2 separate regions of the Mus musculus genome follow, and region 2 is linked to region 1. A link is a loop called in an ENCODE intact Hi-C map of the cell type or tissue named here. Cell type or tissue: gastrocnemius. All regions are shown on one strand. Region 1 overlaps Ptprg (protein tyrosine phosphatase, receptor type, G). Region 2 overlaps Ptprg (protein tyrosine phosphatase, receptor type, G).

Region 1 (4,000 bases):
TTTTGTTTTATATGAACTGGGATGCTCATATCTTTAAACAATACAAAAAAGATCCAAGTTCAAGACCCACAGGAATCATATAGAACTGAGATTCAGCATCAGTGTGTAAGTTCTGGGCACACTCACTCTCACAAGCATCAGTGTGTAAGTTCTGGGCACACTCACTCTCACAAGCATCAGTGTGTAAGTTCTGGGCACACTCACTCTCACAAGCATCAGTGTGTAAGTTCTGGGCACACTCACTCTCACAAGCATCAGTGTGTAAGTTCTGGGCACACTCACTCTCACAAGCATCAGTGTGTAAGTTCTGGGCACACTCACTCTCACAAGCATCAGTGTGTAAGTTCTGGGCACACTCACTCTCATAAGCATCAGTGTGTAAGTTCTGGGCACACTCACTCTCACAAGCATCAGTGTGTAAGTTCTGGGCACACTCACTCTCAAAAGCATCAGTGTGTAAGTTCTGGGCACACCTACTCTCACAAGCATCAGTGTGTAAGTTCTGGGCACACCCACTCTCACAAGCATCAGTGTGTAAGTTCTGGGCACACTCACTCTCACAAGCATCAGTGTGTAAGTTCTGGGCACACTCACTCTCACAAGCATCAGTGTGTAATTTCTGGGCACACCCACTCTCACAAGCATCAGTGTGTAAGTTCTGGGCACACCCACTCTCACAAGCATCAGTGTGTAAGTTCTGGGCACACCCACTCTCACAAGCATCAGTGTGTAAGTTCTGGGCACACCCACTCTCACAAGCATCAGTGTGTAACTTCTGGGCACACCCACTCTCACAAGCATCAGTGTGTAAGTTCTGGGCACACTCAGTCTCACAAGCATCAGTGTGTAAGTTCTGGGCACACTCACTCTCACAAGCTCATTGCCTCTGCGGCTCTGTGCTTTGAAGGCAAGAGAGACCACGTGACTCTCAAAGTCAAAAATATTTCCTTTGTGCACTTTTTATTTCTATAAATGCCAGAGGCTTTTCTGGTACAGAATCCTGCAAAGGCCTCTTCCACATTACCCCAGTGTTCAGAAGCCCACTGTCTGGGAAGATGAGAGACAAGCTGGGGATAGATCAGGAAGAGACTTCTTTCCTATTGTACTTCTCAACTAGGACGCATGTGAGGAGGCCTTCTTGGTACCTCTGGCCTGGTCCAGGGAATCTGAGGCAAGTATGGGCCTTAGTTACAGTCTCCTTCCCCAGCAGGTGGTCCTATCCCCAGAGGCTTTAACTCTGCACTTGCCATTCAAAGTGATGGCGCTATTTATTATAGGCACGGCCTCCTGACTCCATCATTAACTTACCTACAGACCTTATGCCTCCATTGTTCTTGTTGGTTTGTTTGGGGTTTTGATTTATTGGTTTCTGAGTCAGGGTCTCACCATGTCACTTAGCCTGGGCTCAGATTTAAGAACCTCCTGCCTCAGCCTGAGAGCATCTGTGATTTTTGGCATTGAACCACCACATCCAGCCTGTTTTTATTTTATTTTTTTTCTATATCAAATTGTATGTAATCCTATTTCACATATATAGGAAGAGGTAGATCATATGTCAATATTGGATCCTGAAATGTTTGCAGCCGCTGTCTATGATCACAGCGACATTTCGGGTGAAATCGTTTTAACTTTCTTCTTGCTTTTTTGTACTATATGAATCATCTTACTCTGCATAGAAGAGCCCAGCCATTTTCATTTCAAAAAATAAATAAGGATGGTGCATCTGCATGTGGGTGCTAAGATTATTTATGTGGTTGTGATGTAACTGCTGGAGGAATGTGTCCCTCAGGGCCACCGCTGATTGCGGCAGGAGAGGGAATGGTTTCAGGAAACACAAGGAAAGAAAGAACGTGGTGGGAGGTGAGAGCTGAGGACGGTAGGTCATCATCGCAGAGTATAGCACGTTGCCGATATATGAAGCTGCCCCACTGCCAGTGTTAAAAAGGATGCGATCGCCTGTGGATCTCTGCTCACTTTTCCATCCCTCCCTCGGTGCTGTCTGGAGAAGCCTAGCAAATTGGACTATTTAAAAATAGTACATTGTCGCCCCCTAGTGTTTCTTCTGTTATGTCACATTTGGCCATTCCAGAGTTCTTCATAGTCTTTGAAGGCAAATATGTGGCAGCTTGATGCCCACCCCTTGCATTGGGGCGCTCTGAAAGGCAAGGAGCATGCCTCACCAGTCCCCACATCTTCCTGTTGAAGCCACAGAAAGCACATTTCTCCAACAGACGCAAAGGAGCCTCTTGCCAGGCAGGGCCGCTCTCCCTCACAGCTGCAGCCTGAGTGCTTCTCTGCAGGAGTGTGGCCAGAGACTCTTAGAAACTGCCTTAGGTTTGGTAGTCTGGGTCTGGAAAAGAGGTGTGTGTCTCTTGGGGGCTTCTGGAAGGTTCTGTGCTGTTCCCAAGAATGGCTGCGGTGTGAGCTCACCTCTCACTTAGCTCCTTACCTGACAGAGCCAGCAGGTGTTCTATTACCCCCCACCACTCGTAAGTCCCTCCCCCTGCCCTGCCCGACATCTCAGTTTTGCATTGTTTGTTCTAGAACTTGCCATCTTCCTAGTCCGAGTCCTTGGCTTAGTGTGCAGACAGTGCTGCGGACACCTGGACAAGCCTCCTCCTCCTCCACCTTGGGGGCACAGGAGTCTGTCAGACAAGCTCATCCAAACACTCCGGGCTTACTTTTGTATTGGTTTCCAGAGGCTTCAGGAAGAAAGGCCAGAATTTTAACCTGGCCTCTAGGCTTCCCAGTCCTGGCTTACCCATCTTCCTGCTTTGGTCCCATCACGGTCCTGTACAGACCCTGGAATACTGCTCCTGTGTCCCTTCTTCTGCCTCCACTTCTTCCCCAACCTCTACCCATGTAGACTTGGCTCAGCTCTCAATTGAAAGAGCCTTCCACAAGGGAGTCAGCCCCCAATAGAGTCGGATTCTTCTCTGAAGTGCTCCTGCAGGATGTGACGTCCTCCCTCCTGACGTCTATCCAGGCCTTGCGCTCAGTATCAGCTTAACATGGGTGGTTCCTTCCAAAATCTGCATTTCTCCTTGGAGACTGAGGGACATGGGCTCTGTGGAGACATTTGTTTGTGTCTAGAGACAGGTTTGGCTGTCTTAGGAAGATAGGAGAGTGGCACACTTGATCATCCAGACTGTACATAGCAAACATTTGCCATACCCACCACCCTACAGGCTGATCCGGAGCCTTCAGTACCACGGGGAGTTGGCCCTGGACAGCTGTGGCTCTGCTGTGTCTCCTTAAGCTCCTGAGCTGCAGGGATGGGCAGACAGATTAGCCTGACTGTCCCTTACTACCCAGGGTACCACCAGTTCAGAGGAAGCCATCCTTTCTCTGGGTGCCTCTGCTTTAGCATTATTGGAAGACGCATTGCATTTATGCTTTGATCTGCCTGCAATAAAATTTCATCTGCAAATTTAGCTAGTTGTCTGGTCCTCCAGTCAAAGAGTCTGTCTTGAGGAAAAGTCAGAGGAGAAAGCTTCATCAGCACAGGGTCAGGTGAGGAGGGCAACAGCCATAAGTTGTCTTGAAAACAAGGGGGCAAATTTGAATATGGATATTGTACGAGAATCCTATTGAGTCACTGTGTGTTTTCTTAGGTAGGGTAATGGTAGTGAGGCTAGATGAGGGAATGTTCTTGTTCTGAAAAGTTGCAGGTATGAGTATTTAGGGCTGAAGTACAGAGTGTCTACTAAGCTAAAACGTAGGGAGCAGGGCAGGGCTAAGCATGGTGGCACATGACTTCAACCCTGAGGCTTAGGGCATTAAGGCAGTAGTACCATAACCTTAGAGCAAGCCTGGGCTATATAGCAAAACTATGTCTCAGAAAATAAAGAGAGAGCTGGGAAGATGGCTCAGTAAGCAATCACAAGAATCTGTGTTTGATCTTCAGAAATGTGTGTGTATGTATGTGTGTGTGTATATATAAATATATATGTATGTATATGTATATACGTATATGTATATGTATGCGCGCCAGGTGTAA
Region 2 (4,000 bases), 270 kb before region 1:
TATACAGTGGGGTGTATGGTTATGCCTTTAACCCTGGCACTCAGAGACAGAGCATTCCTGTAAATCCGAGGCCAGCCAGGCCTACACAGTGAGCACTGAGTCAGCCAGTGCTATGTATTGAGACCCCATGTTACACACAAAAAAATAAAGAGATTGGAGGGAGCCCAGTCAGTTCCACACTTGGCATGTAACCCTAGGGACCCAAGTTTCCTCCCTAGCACCCACATGAAGAAGCCCTGGGTACTTTGTGCTGGGGACATTGGTGATCTGCAGCCATGCCTGGGAAGCTAGTCTAGTCTCATTGGCAAGCCCAGGTCCCAGTGAGAGGCTACCTCAAAAACCAAGGGGGAGGCTATGCCTAAGGTTGAACTCTGACCTCCATGTGAGGTCACACACTAGCACAAACAGGAACACACAAAGTATACGTGTCAAGTTCAAACAGTTTAGACAGTGTGTTTTTCATGGGGTGTTGACTCTTGCAGGGTAAAGACACTCTCATCTCATCGCGTGTTTTCTTTGATTTCCTTTTCTTTTGTGCTTAGATCTCTTTTACCCACAGACACTCACTGCTAATGTGTTGCTTTATGTGGTATTTTGTGTGTTCTAGATCATGATATCTTGTTTCTTATTTCATTCAGAACCATCTTCTGAGGTCTGTCTGAATTACGCCATTCTTGCTCATTACCTTTGAGTAGTATGTAGTGTTCTCTATATTCGTCCACTTTTCCTCTTGTGTTTAACTCTTCCCACAGTGAAGAGTTCCCTTGCTTGTCTACATCTTTTGCTTCTACTCACAGTATTATATGGGCATCTTTATACTTAATATCCCCTGGATTTGTGTATAAAAAGATATTTCATTAGAGTTGTATGTATATGTATGTGATTGTGTGTGTATTTGTATGTGGGAGTGTGTGTATATGTGATTTATATAAGTGTGTGTGAATGTGAGTGCATTATATAGGTGTGAGTATGCATATATTGTGAGTACACATGTACATGAGTGTGTGTGTACATTTTTGTGTACCTCCAAATATTCATATATCTATCCCAAAGTGCATTTCTTGAATTTTTATTGAATTAATAAATTTTACATATGTACTGAATTGGATGATGAGCTCGTGAATTCCAGCAATATCTGCTCCCTAGTATGACTGAGCAGTCTTTCTTCTGCTTTATCAATCTACCTTGCTTCATATCTAGCTGTGGAAGAACCAGTACATGAATCATGGGCAGCTAGTGCTTCCCCTTCCCATCTCTGGACTTAAGGTGGCTCGGTATTATAGCTGCATTATCTTTTGCTATGGCCTCTTTTTTCTACTTTAAGTATCGCCTTTTTTGTACTTGCATTTTCTCAACCAAATTGGTTGTGGGTGAAGACCATTGATTGCTGTGCTCAGTGTGGACTTGGCGGCCATGAAGTTCCCTGTAAGATCACCCTGCATCTGACCTTTTCGTCTGGGTCTTGCCTTTGTCCTTGGCCTTGTTCCTCACTTCCTTTCTTCATATCAGCGCTGGCATTCTTGAGAGGCAGCCAGGGACAGACTGCCCAAGCCCTGTGGGATCGCTGTCTAATTTGAACTGCCATTGGCTTCCGGTGGCACTTGGAAGCAGGTCTGAGCATCTTGGCGATCTCAGGTTCTTCCACAGGATATGACCTTTGACTTGTGCTCTTCCTGTTTTAGCTGCTTTCTGGAGTGTGGCTGCCCCCACCCTCTCACCCCACTCCCTCACTGCTACTTCCATTTCCCATGCATCTTCAGCTTTGGTTTGTCTGTGCCCCATAGCTATCTTCATTACCTCCTTTGATGTTCTTTTCTACACTTTATTTCTGTAAACTAATAATTAATATATTATGTGTTTAAAGATAAAAAAGGCAGTGGAGAGCTGAGGTAGGTCTCTGGTGAACTGCAGAAGGCTAGAGTCCTGTGCCTTTATTGTTTCCTAACGTCTTCCATACTAGTTACTTCTCCTCTCCCTATGATCAAGTACTCAGTTTGAGGATACAGTCCATCACAGCAGGGATTTCAAGGCAGCAGGAGCTTGAAGCAGTTGGTCACAATGTATTCTCAATTCAGGAAAAACAGTCTTATTCTCTGCTGGCTTTCTCCTTTGTACAGTCTATGACGAAAGAGCTGTCTACTCAGAATGATGCAGCCCATCTCCATTAACCTAATAAAGGAAGTCCCTTGCTGGCCTGCCCAGAGGTTGCCCACATCTAGACAACCCCTCAGTGGTATGTTACGGGTATTTGGAGATCTTGTCAAGCTATCAATAAATTAAACATTAAATATCCATAGCACACAGATATCCCAAGGGATAAAAGTGTTTATGAGGTAACTACTAGTTAGCACTTTGGCTTCCCATGTAACATTAAGACCAACATATTCCAATGAGCCTGCTTTTCATTTTGTGTTTTACAGTTAGTATATAAATACATTTCATTGCAATTTTCTTGTGGGCTGAATATATATGTGTCTATTAAATATATGTATCTTTCTGTTAGAATTGCCTACGAGTGTATTTTTAATGGGATATGTTATGCATGTCTTTAGCAAAAATGCTATTATGCACTACGGTGCTTTGTCATGGTTTGTCTAATTATTTCCGTATGTTGAAGCGTTGTTTTCAATTTCATTATTTTTTAATGAAATGTAATATTTTTTGGTCTAAATGACCACCCCCCTCCTGGTTATTTCTTTGAAATTACTGCTATTGAACAGTTCTTATTAAAGGCTGCAGGATCATTTAGGAAGATTGAAGCTGAGTTCATGGCTGGCAGTGTATGCCTGTTTATCTTGTGCCCCTCCAGAATTGGGTTTTATAATTTCATTGTGTCTTAATAGCCCTGAAGTATAACTTTAAAGTTCTTCCTATTTGTGTTCCATTCCCTGCTAGAAAGTCTGATTTCGATCCTCGATTTCCTCTATTGCCCCTGCGCTCTTTGATGCCCTCCTCGGGTCACCAGATCGTCTTTCTGTGAGTTCTACAGGGAGCAGGGCTGGCCGTACCCAGCTTTGGTTTGTTTGTGGTATTTTTGGAGCCTCACAGAAGGCACTTCTAAAAGTATTCTTTAATTCTCTGAGAAAATGTGTGGCAGTCAAGAGTCAGCCTGGGATATCCTGCTTCTTTAGAAGTGCCATGTGGTCACTTTTCCCATGCCTAAGTAGTGAGCAAAACAGTGATGGCTGGCATCAGTTGTCTATGGAGCTTTGCATCGAACGCTCAGCTCTTCACATGGGAGTATGTGTTCTTGGTCCCCCTTTAAGTGTAAAATTTATTTATGCAGAATCATTTAGCATTTGCTCTCCAACTCAAAAGGCAGAGCTTCACTTAAGCCTTACTCGATTACCCTTTAATGTAAATGGAAGAAGAAAAAGGAAAGGGAAACAGAAAAAAAGTTGCATCAGAGTTTGTCATTATGATTGATTCCTGTGTGCAGAAGGCTGGCGATCTTTTCCAAAACTTTCATGGCTGTTTTTTTGATCTCTTGCTTTTTTGTTTGATAGACTTGAGTAATCTGCATAGTTTTGATATTGAATTCCCCTTATTCTTGTCAATTGGGAGCTAGGTTTGGGAGGCTGGTATTTCTTTATTCTCTGTGCAGTTAGGAGTTTCTTCTGAAGCATTTAAAGTATGTAAAGTCTAGAAGCATTTCAAGAGGAGTTTGATATGGGTATTTTCCTTTGCTGGGAGGCAAGAGACTGCCTGGGTGTGTATCAAGTCAAAGCTTGTTGTTTAGGTTTGAAGTTGTTTATATATATAATTAATGGGAACTTTTCCATGTAAGGAAATACACACACACACACACACACACACACACACACACACACACATATATATATATATATATATATATATGGCAAGGTCTTCACTGTAGAAGAGCATCAGCCACGGATGCCCTTGCTCACTGCTTCGGCGAGCAAGGACCACCTTTCTCTGCTTCATTTAGCCATCCTATGGGTGTGATTTTAGCTGTCACTCATGGCTTTCCAGGTCTTAG

What was found. A loop is a pair of places that touch in the nucleus more often than their neighbours do. Peaks named below come from ENCODE experiments on the same cell type or tissue, not always from the same donor. Only the 100,000 strongest peaks of a DNase experiment are listed, where the experiment ranks them.
Region 2: a loop joins it to region 1, with 2.6 times the contacts of the local background. A loop is called at or near these places in 4 of 42 quality-filtered maps.

What each region holds. Positions count from the first base shown.
Region 1 is chr14:12,138,055-12,142,054 of GRCm38, forward strand. The region is part of intron 8 of Ptprg (protein tyrosine phosphatase, receptor type, G); the gene reads left to right. Among named protein-coding and RNA genes, the nearest start is that of 3830406C13Rik, 140 kb to the right of the region's middle. In gastrocnemius, a CTCF peak has its summit at 2,065 (motif pointing left); DNase peaks (open chromatin) are centred at 1,221, 2,029 and 2,568; H3K4me3 peaks cover 249 bases.
Region 2 is chr14:11,867,261-11,871,260 of GRCm38, forward strand. All of the region lies in intron 2 of Ptprg (protein tyrosine phosphatase, receptor type, G), which reads left to right. Among named protein-coding and RNA genes, the nearest start is that of Gm52128, 300 kb to the left of the region's middle. In gastrocnemius, no CTCF peak of the experiment used is centred here; a DNase peak (open chromatin) is centred at 1,568; H3K27ac peaks cover 2,267 bases.